3 separate regions of the Homo sapiens genome follow, and all the other regions are linked to region 1. Evidence: chromatin contacts called from ENCODE Hi-C or POLR2A ChIA-PET data. All regions are on one chromosome and are shown on one strand. Each heading gives the region's core, a stretch centred on a gene start or an enhancer-like site at or near the end of the contact. The rest is flanking DNA. Distances are from core to core; before and after follow the strand shown.

Region 1 (2,700 bases), core at 188-2,687:
AAGGAAAGTATTTTTATCTTGGCACAGTGTCTGACAGAATAGTTCTAATATTTGTGGAAAAATAAAGGTCATTGGTATTTAAAATTCTTTTGTTGCTTCTTCTCGTTACACAGTCTCCTACTCATCCTCAAGTTTTCGTCAGTCACTATAACTGCCTCTAGCAGTCTCTTCTCTAACTCCCACCTTTCTAATCTCAGTGGAAATTTGGTAACACAGCTTATAAATATTTTAAGGTAAGGTTAAATTGGTTACATGAAGACCCTAGACCTATTTTCTGAGTAGAATACAGGTGGTTTGGTGCAGCAATTTGGTGACTTATTTTGATTGTCCCAAAGCCTTTTTGTTTAGTTCCACGTTCTCTATTACCCTTTGGAAAAGCAACATTTCAGGACGAATGAGGTGTTACTGTAGCATACCTGATCATTTTTATAACACAAAGTAGCATTACAACTGAAAAGATATTCATCAAAAGACTGAACTGCAGTAATTGGAGTGGTAGGATTTTCTTGGAATATCTGAATTTATTACTAATTTTACAGTGAACATACATTACTTTTGTAATCAGAAAAGCTACCTTAATTTAAAAAAAAGAAAAATCAGAAGGATCTGTCTACTCAATCTTACTGACCTAACTCAACAATTTTCATTTGGCATATTTTCTATCATAATTTGATCATCGTTTTCAGAGGTTGTAAATACTGTGTTTATGTTTTTATTTTGATTCATACTTGGCTTGCTGAAAAATACGCTGTAAATATAAAATACTGCAGTAATGCCGACAATCAACATGGTGAAAGGTGACAGTCTTTTTGATTTCTGCTCAACTCATTATTTTATACAATAAGCTCAGACGAATAATACCCAATTTGGATAATGTTACGCTTGACAAAACACTTTACTTCATTTAGTCCTCACAACAACCCTGTGAGGTAGGCACATTCTCGGAGGTAAAATGACGTGGGCAAAGTTCCCTGGCTCGTTTGGGGAAAGGCTCAGCAGCCGGGCCAAGAAAGGTCTTTGGGGGCGCAAGTCTTTGGAGGGCAGGTCTTTGGGGAGCGCTTTGAGTAATATTAGAGCTTTCACTAAACCCTGGCCTATTACGTCCCCTCCCCTGAGATTTACCTTTATATACTCAAGTTCTTTCATGCCAGGAAGGTAGGCTGAAGGCTTCGAAAACCTGCAGCTCATACCCAAAGCTAGCACTGTCTATCCCTGGAGACCCAGCGCCCAAAAGCTCCACTGGGCGCATAGCGCACGGCACGCCTCCTCCCCCGAGCCGCAGACTGAGTAACTGGCCCCGGACTAACCTGACCAGGTCGGTCATGCAGGAGCCCACCACTACCACCGCCGCCACCTCCTCTTGCCACTGCCTCTGGGGTTCCCCAGACGCCGCCATCGCTCAAAGGTGCTGCTGTCCAACCTGGACGGTGACCTCTGCCCTTTGCCCGACCCCGTAACCAGAGACGCCACTCCTGCCCTCCCTAACGACGCGGGCCTTTCAGACGCCTACGCGGGTCGCCCACCTGACTGCCCGAAATCACCCCGCCCACCAAGTGTCCCCTCTTCTTCCTGGAATAGTCTCGGTGCACAGCCTCACGTAACAGGGCCCTCCTGATATGGCGAGACTCCGCGCTCCTCGTCACTCACGGGGCAGGCGCTGAGGAAGGAACTGTCAGGCACCGCGGGGACGCCTTTCCGAGCGCCCGGCTCGGCGCGGCGCGGGGGCGCGCACGCCGCCCAGCTTCGGGGCCGCAGAGGGGGCGGGGCGGGACGTCCGGGGAGTGCGCACGCATCCTGCCCGCGGCGCGCGCGCAGGTCGGTGCGTCTGTCGGGGGCGCGCTCGGGTACCTGTACCCCACGTAGTCGCCGGTTACCGATCGGACTAAGTTCCAGGTACCTGGACTGGGGCTGGTGCGGGGAGGTTGGATCCCGAGTCGCACAGGTGGCGTGGAGAACTGTGGTTTAAATATGGCCAGGGGACTCGCCTCCTCTTCCTATGGAGAAGGCCCCCGTTCCAAAGATGCCCTTCTCATCCCCATCACGCTGATTCCCTCAAGAACGAGCCCCCAAGGCCAGAGGCGTCTCTTTCTCCATATCTGGCCCATCCCCTGGTTCCTGTAAACCCCGAGTATTAGTTCCTTGTTGCCTGATGAGGGGAATCATACAGTTTGGAAGAGGGGAGAGTGTCCCTTTTTAAGACGTCCCCTAGAGTGGGGTGGTCATTCTTCGGGTCTGAGCTAACTTGTTTTTCTCGAATGTTGCCCCTTGGGGGAAATTGCTTCCCCAGTGTAACTTCCCTCGTGCGCTGTATGACGTCGACGTGACGCAGCAGGATGCCACCCCTTTCCGTTCCATGACGTCAGCAGGGCACATGTTTCCGTGTTTGTCATCTCATTTTAATTGCAAGAACCTGGATGGTGCTTTAGACGTCTTTGTAATCCCCAGGCCTCTCATCAAAGGACCTTTTGTAACTTTATTTTGGGGTAGCAGACCCTTGCAAAAATTGTAATTTTGCATTTTCCTTTTGCAATACGTCAAAATCAGGAAATACAAATTGCAGTAGTAGTATTCAGGGGACTCTGACCACCGTAAATATTTGTATATCTGGGGTGTATTATAGTGCTGCCATGCGTAAGAGTTACTACCGGTGGTGACTCCCTGTCCATGTACCCGGTTCACTGCACCAAAGGACCAGTGTTT
Region 2 (2,700 bases), core at 155-2,654, 2.0 Mb before region 1:
TTTATATTTAAAAAACTCATTAAAAAATAAACCATATGGCATCTAATAAGGGTTCACTAAGAAGGGCTACGTTGTCGAAGTATTACCGGCATTAATCACCATTAAAGGGGTGAACACCTCTCACTTTCCACTATTAAAATGCTGCCGTTTAATGCCCTATTACTTTTCTGCTGCACCCTCAACGATGTATGAACTTCACTATCTCCTGCCATTTCATTTCTGCATACAACATGCTTTTAATTTTTTCTTCTTAAAATATGGTAAAAGTTCTCACTAATCCTCAATATTCCACTTTTTAAAATCTACCTCTAAATTTCGTCATAACACAATTAGGGGGAAAATTGTTTTGCCCACTAATTACAACTTCATTAGGGCACCATCCCTTTGGCTAGGGTAACGTGAAGGCCGGGTAAACTACACGTCCCACCATGCATTGCTGCCTTGTTCAGAGTAGGTCTCTACGGAAACAGGAAAAAAAAAAATTCTACAAGTCCCACCTGTTACTTCGTTTCTAAACACCTCCTGCACTTTCGGCTCCAACACCAAACAAAAACAAAAGCCTCGTGATCTCTCGTCTGCTCCGGGAGCCAGACAAACAGGGGGCCCGGGGTCACAGGCACGTCCGCTGTAACGGGTAAATTCTATCCAGCTCCAGCGCTCCCCTCTCCTTTCCGGGGCTGGATGCACGCACAAGCCTTCTCCTATCTGCATCCAATGGGGGCTCTCCAGCCGCACAAGGGAGAAGAACCGGTTACCGTGCAAGCACCACAGACTTCCCCGTGCCGGGGCGAGGGCTACCACAGAGCGGAGGTGATATCGGCTCGACCCCAAAAGACAGCCTCAAAACACTGAGAGGACTCGCCGCAGACGCCGAGGGACGCCACGGCCCCGCGGCTATCACGTTCCGCCGGGCGCCTCCATTCCCACAGGGATCGCAACCCCGACACTAACCGCCGCCCTCTCCGCGCGGTTTTGTGCCCCTTCAGCCGGGTCCCTGGGCCAGTGACCTCCCTTTCCCTGCGACTGGCGGGCGACAAGGGAACAAAATCCTCCCGGCCTTCCCCTTCGCTCCCTCCCCCTTACCGTCTTGGCGGCCTCCGCCCAGGTCCTGCCCTTCTTCCTACGTCCCTTTTCCCTCATGTCGGGTCTTGAACTGACTGGGAGGCTCCCGTGTCCGGGCTCCGGCCGCCCTCCCTGCCTGCTCTGCCCTGCGCTGCTTTTCCCGCGGTGCCGGGAAAGGTGGGAGAAAAGGGAAGTCAGACCGGGGGGGCACCCAAGCAGAGGAAGCGGCGGGGGTGGTGCGCGGGGGGGTCTATGGGGCGGCCGGTCCTCTTGCTGCCGTTGCCACTGCTACCGCCGCTGCCATATTGGGTTCTTACTGTACAGGCTGCCGCTACGGTCATGTGACCGCTCCCGCGCGGCCGTCACTACTGTACGCAGCCGGCCGCGCGAACGAGCGCGGGCGCGCCCCCGCCTCCCAAGCCCGGCCGCTGAGCTATCGAGCCGGCGGTCTGCGGTACCTCGCCACGCCCCCGCCCTTCCGGTCTCCGCCTCTCCGCAGGAGCATGCGCGCCAAGGAGGCCCCGGCAGTAGCTGTAGTCTGACGCCTGGCGCTCACACCTACAGCGAATATCTGCCTGCGGAAGCGGAACCTGTGCCATCCGGGAAAGCTTACTGAGCGGATCCCGCCTCTTGCGAGGCGCTGCACAGGCTGTGTAGACCTGGGGAGCTGAACTCTTCCCTCAGTGGGTGGCTCTGCCAACTATCACTTTAGATCAGCCCTGCGTTTGTGTTTTCTCATTTATTTGCATTTTTACAGAGGTTATCTTTTTGAAGATAGGCAACAATTCTCGTCTGCCTATTAACCCCATTCGATAGGCGAAGCAACTGAGATTGAGTGACTTGCCAAGCTCATAAGTCTGGGATGTAGAGAAACCAAAAATCAAATTGCCAGCTCAGAGCCCTTTCCATCTCCCCAGAATGCCTCAAACTTAGGTGACTTTGTTTTTAAGGCCACCAGTAACTGCATCCATGCTTTTACATGTGAAGCTACTCATCAATGACAGAAATGGTGTCTTCTTTATTTCGGTGAGCTCAGTCCCTAGCATAGTGCCTGTACATATCAGGCGCCCAGTAAATATTTGCTGAATGATTCACCTATTTCTGTGGTCAGAGACCATTATTTGTAGTATCCGTAACAGCTTTCTGAAAGATCCAGAATGTGGCATCTTCTCTTACATCATCTACACCTTGATACCTTGCAAAGTAAGAAGAATGTAGTAACAACTGCTGATCTCCCAAATCCACCTGCTTCCAGAAGCTGCTTCCAAACAATCCAGTAAACTTACTATAGTGTGAAATAGGACTGAGGATTGGATTGCCTCTTGGGAGGAAAGACAGGTGAGAGCAATACTTAAAGTTTATGGATGCGTTTCAGAAATTCATGGACTCCCTAAAATTATGAACTATATTTTGTGTGTTATATGTGAATTTTTTAAGAGGATTCATAACTTTTCCTCCATTTTTCAAAAAGGATCTGTTGTGCAAAAAAAAAAGAGAAAAAGATATTAAAGGGAGTTTGAGAGGCCATCTAGAAGTATCTAGATACTTCCTTATATTTCCGTTCAGTCATGGATCAAACAGCCTATTTCAGCAATTGATATGGATATATTTTCCCAAATGTCTTTGGTAATTCATAGC
Region 3 (2,700 bases), core at 22-2,521, 2.2 Mb before region 1:
TGCTCCATGGCAAATGTGGCCAAACCTTGCTTGTCCATTCATTCATGCAATAGACACTTATGGCTCAACCGCTGTGAGCCAGGCAACATTCTGAAGATTTAGCAGTCAATAGTCATGGAGCTTATTTCTAGATGGGAAGGAAGGAAACTTCCTTTCTTTCCAAACGTCTTTTTTCCCCATCTAAGAGCCCCCTTTAAATGTTACCCGTAGGAGCCTTCAAAACTCTCCCAAATTTCTCCCATAGGCTTCTTTTGACCTTTCTGCTTTATCCCCAAAACCACGCAATTTATGGCTCCAATTTCCCAATACTGGGAAAAGACAAAAGAGACCGAAAGTAAATAGGGCATGCGACATAAAATTCGACGCTCCTTTGTATTTCATGTGCATATCTTCACAGCCACACTGTCAGCACCTCAATAACATGACGGTGTTCCATACTATTTCGTGGCCCCAGTGCTGACTACGGGTCTCTACCTACGGTAGCTGGAAGGTCTTCCTAATCCCAAGGCCTGGCACAGGAATTTAAGGGCAAGTATTCGTCACCGGCATCCTCGTCTCGGGACACTTCTTTCCTGTCCAGGGTGACCTCCTGGACAGGTTCGCTATTAGGCGCCTCGGGAAACAGTGATTTGGGGTGATCTGAAATAAATACCCTTCCCTCTGCCAGGGCCTGCCCGCCTCACCTGCCCTCTGCCAGGACCTGCCTCACTCGCCCCTTCAGCACCTAACGCAGAGCCGCCTCCAGGCGAGCCGGGCTCGGGCAGCATCAGCCCGGCGCCGGGCCCCCGCTCGCGCCCGTGCCCCGGCGCGTTCCGGACCCCGATACCCCTCCCGGCCCGGGATCCGCCGCATCCCCTCTGCCTGTCCCTCCGGGGCTAGCCGCGCCGTCCCACCTCGCAGCCGCGCGCGGTGCAGCGGCCCCGGCTCCCCGCGCCCTCCCCGACTCCTGCAGCGCCGCACCCGCAGGCTCCCGGGTCCCCAGTCCCGGCGCAGCGCGAGCTGCCGTCCCGCACCTCGCGGGCGCGAGGCTCCAGCCCAGCTCGTCTCCCCACAGCCCCGGCGGCGGCCGCAGACCCCCACCTTGCTCACTTCCCCGCCGGAGCAGGGGTCGTCGGGAAGGTCTCCTGCGGCCTCACTCCTCCGCACGCTCCGGCCCAGCCCCCTCGGCTGAGGCAGCGGCAGCGCCTACTCAGGCCCCGGAGCCACCCCCGCGGCGAACGTTCGCAGCGCCCGGCTCGCGCCGCTTCTCCGCCCGGCACGCGCAGCGCCCGCCCCCGGCGCGAGGGCGCGAGGGCGGAGGGCGGAGGGCGGATGGGCGGGCGCGCGCCCAGCGCGAGCGCGCGGCCGGGGGCGTGGCTTCCGCGCGCGGGGAGGGGGCGGGAGCGGCCGAGCAACCCCCCTCCACCCCGCCCCCGCGGCCGCGCCCCGCCCACCGGTCGCCGGCGGGTTCCGGGCAGGCGGGAAGCTGGCTCCATCCAGGCTTCTCCCGCTCGCTGGCGTCGGGCCGGGTGTCTTTCCATCCGCAGGTATCCGTCGGCGGGGTGCCCGGCCCGACGTGACTACCCGACAAAGAATGCAAAGAGCCACCCCGTGAATCATTCTCCGCGCCTGGGTCACAAGCCTGTGCCCGAGTGACCCCCGTGAACTCCGCAAGCTAGCCCAGCCGCGGCGTGCGCCCCGCGCTGCACCAGGTGCCTGTGGGCGCACGATCACGGTCACGGCGCCTGGGCTCGAGGCGCCCCAAACTTAGCGGGGAAAACAGCCATGTACACAACCAAGTCCGATGACCCGTGCAGAGCCAAGCCACGGTGCGATGCTGGCACAGAAGCTAGAGACGACTTCTGCTTGGACGCCGCAGAGGGCTAGAGGCGGCATTTATGGTCAACCTCGAAGGAAGAAAAAGAAGTCCTAGGAGGAAAAAGGGAGGACATTAGGGCTGGGAAAACAGTTTGGGCAAAGGAGCCGGGGCAGCCAGGTTTACCATCTCAGCACCAGCTTTTTTGTGTTTTACTGTTATCCATCTTTTATAGAATTCTTTCCAAACTGTGAAATACAGGAGATGGTGCCAAATTAGAATATAGCAAGGACTTTTTGAATGGTTCAAATGGTCATTCTCAACGTTACTTAAGACTCAAAACAGCAACGTCCTTTGGGGGCTATTGGTCAATGATGAAGGCTGTAAGCTCCAGAGCTAAGCGACCCCAGGCCTGCATGCTGGGAGTATGGTTTTCACTGCTTTTTGGCACCTTACGGTAAGGCAGATCGTGCCACCTCCTGCTGCTGCCTGCCTGCCTGCCTGCCTGCCTTTAGAACACCCTCTTCCTCCTCCTCTCCTCTTTTTATTTTTAAACTCCTATGGTGAAGGAAATGCTGATAACCAACTTTGTTAAATGGGAACAAATAGGTTCCTCAAAAGATGAGCATTTTCTGGCCTGCCGCGGAGGCTCACGCCTGTAATCCCAGCACTTTGGGAGGCTGAGGCAGACGGATCACTTGAGGTCAGGGGTTCGAGACCAGCCTGGCCAACATGGCGAAACTCTGTCTCTACTAAAAATACAAAAATTAGCCGGGCGTGGTGGTGTACGCCGTAATCCCAGCTACTTGGGAGGCTGAGGCAGGAGAATCGCCTGAACCTAGGAGGCAGAGGTTGCAGTGAGTCGAGATCGCACCACTGTACTCCAAGTCTGGGCAAGAGAGTGA

What was found. Hi-C counts contacts between places; a loop is a spot of excess contacts on that map. ChIA-PET counts read pairs that join two places held with the same protein, here RNA polymerase II (POLR2A). Pooled maps may share reads with other maps.
Region 2: a loop to region 1 is called in a map of B cell, with 19 times the contacts of the local background. The contact joins the promoter of ASXL2 here to the promoter of RBKS in region 1. A Hi-C loop is called at or near these places in 4 of 168 maps with a recorded cell type or tissue (B cell, CD4-positive, alpha-beta T cell, CD4-positive, alpha-beta memory T cell and 1 more), 3 of 37 single-sample maps with no recorded cell type and 10 of 50 pooled maps. POLR2A ChIA-PET finds 5 or more read pairs at or near these places in 2 of 52 experiments (activated B cell and naive thymus-derived CD8-positive, alpha-beta T cell).
Region 3: a loop to region 1 is called in a map of CD4-positive, alpha-beta T cell, with 7 times the contacts of the local background. The contact joins the promoter of DTNB here to the promoter of RBKS in region 1. A Hi-C loop is called at or near these places in 1 of 168 maps with a recorded cell type or tissue (CD4-positive, alpha-beta T cell), 2 of 37 single-sample maps with no recorded cell type and 6 of 50 pooled maps.

Annotation. Positions count from the first base shown.
Region 1 is chr2:27,888,950-27,891,649 of GRCh38, forward strand. RBKS (ribokinase) reads right to left here and starts at 1,438. Exons shown (of 8, transcript NM_022128.3): 1 at 1,308-1,438. The coding sequence starts at 1,396. It overlaps BABAM2 (BRISC and BRCA1 A complex member 2), which reads left to right and starts at 1,780. Exons shown (of 12, transcript NM_199191.3): 1 at 1,780-1,893. It overlaps BABAM2-AS1 (BABAM2 antisense RNA 1), which reads right to left and starts at 2,165. Exons shown (of 1, transcript NR_028308.1): 1 at 507-2,165. RefSeq lists a silencer at 1,626-1,905.
Region 2 is chr2:25,877,083-25,879,782 of GRCh38, forward strand. It overlaps ASXL2 (ASXL transcriptional regulator 2), which reads right to left and starts at 1,405. Exons shown (of 13, transcript NM_018263.6): 1 at 1,084-1,405. The coding sequence starts at 1,140. RefSeq lists an enhancer at 465-514 and a silencer at 1,425-1,584.
Region 3 is chr2:25,672,306-25,675,005 of GRCh38, forward strand. It overlaps DTNB (dystrobrevin beta), which reads right to left and starts at 1,272. Exons shown (of 21, transcript NM_021907.5): 1 at 1,081-1,272. RefSeq lists silencers at 721-1,650, 1,015-1,309.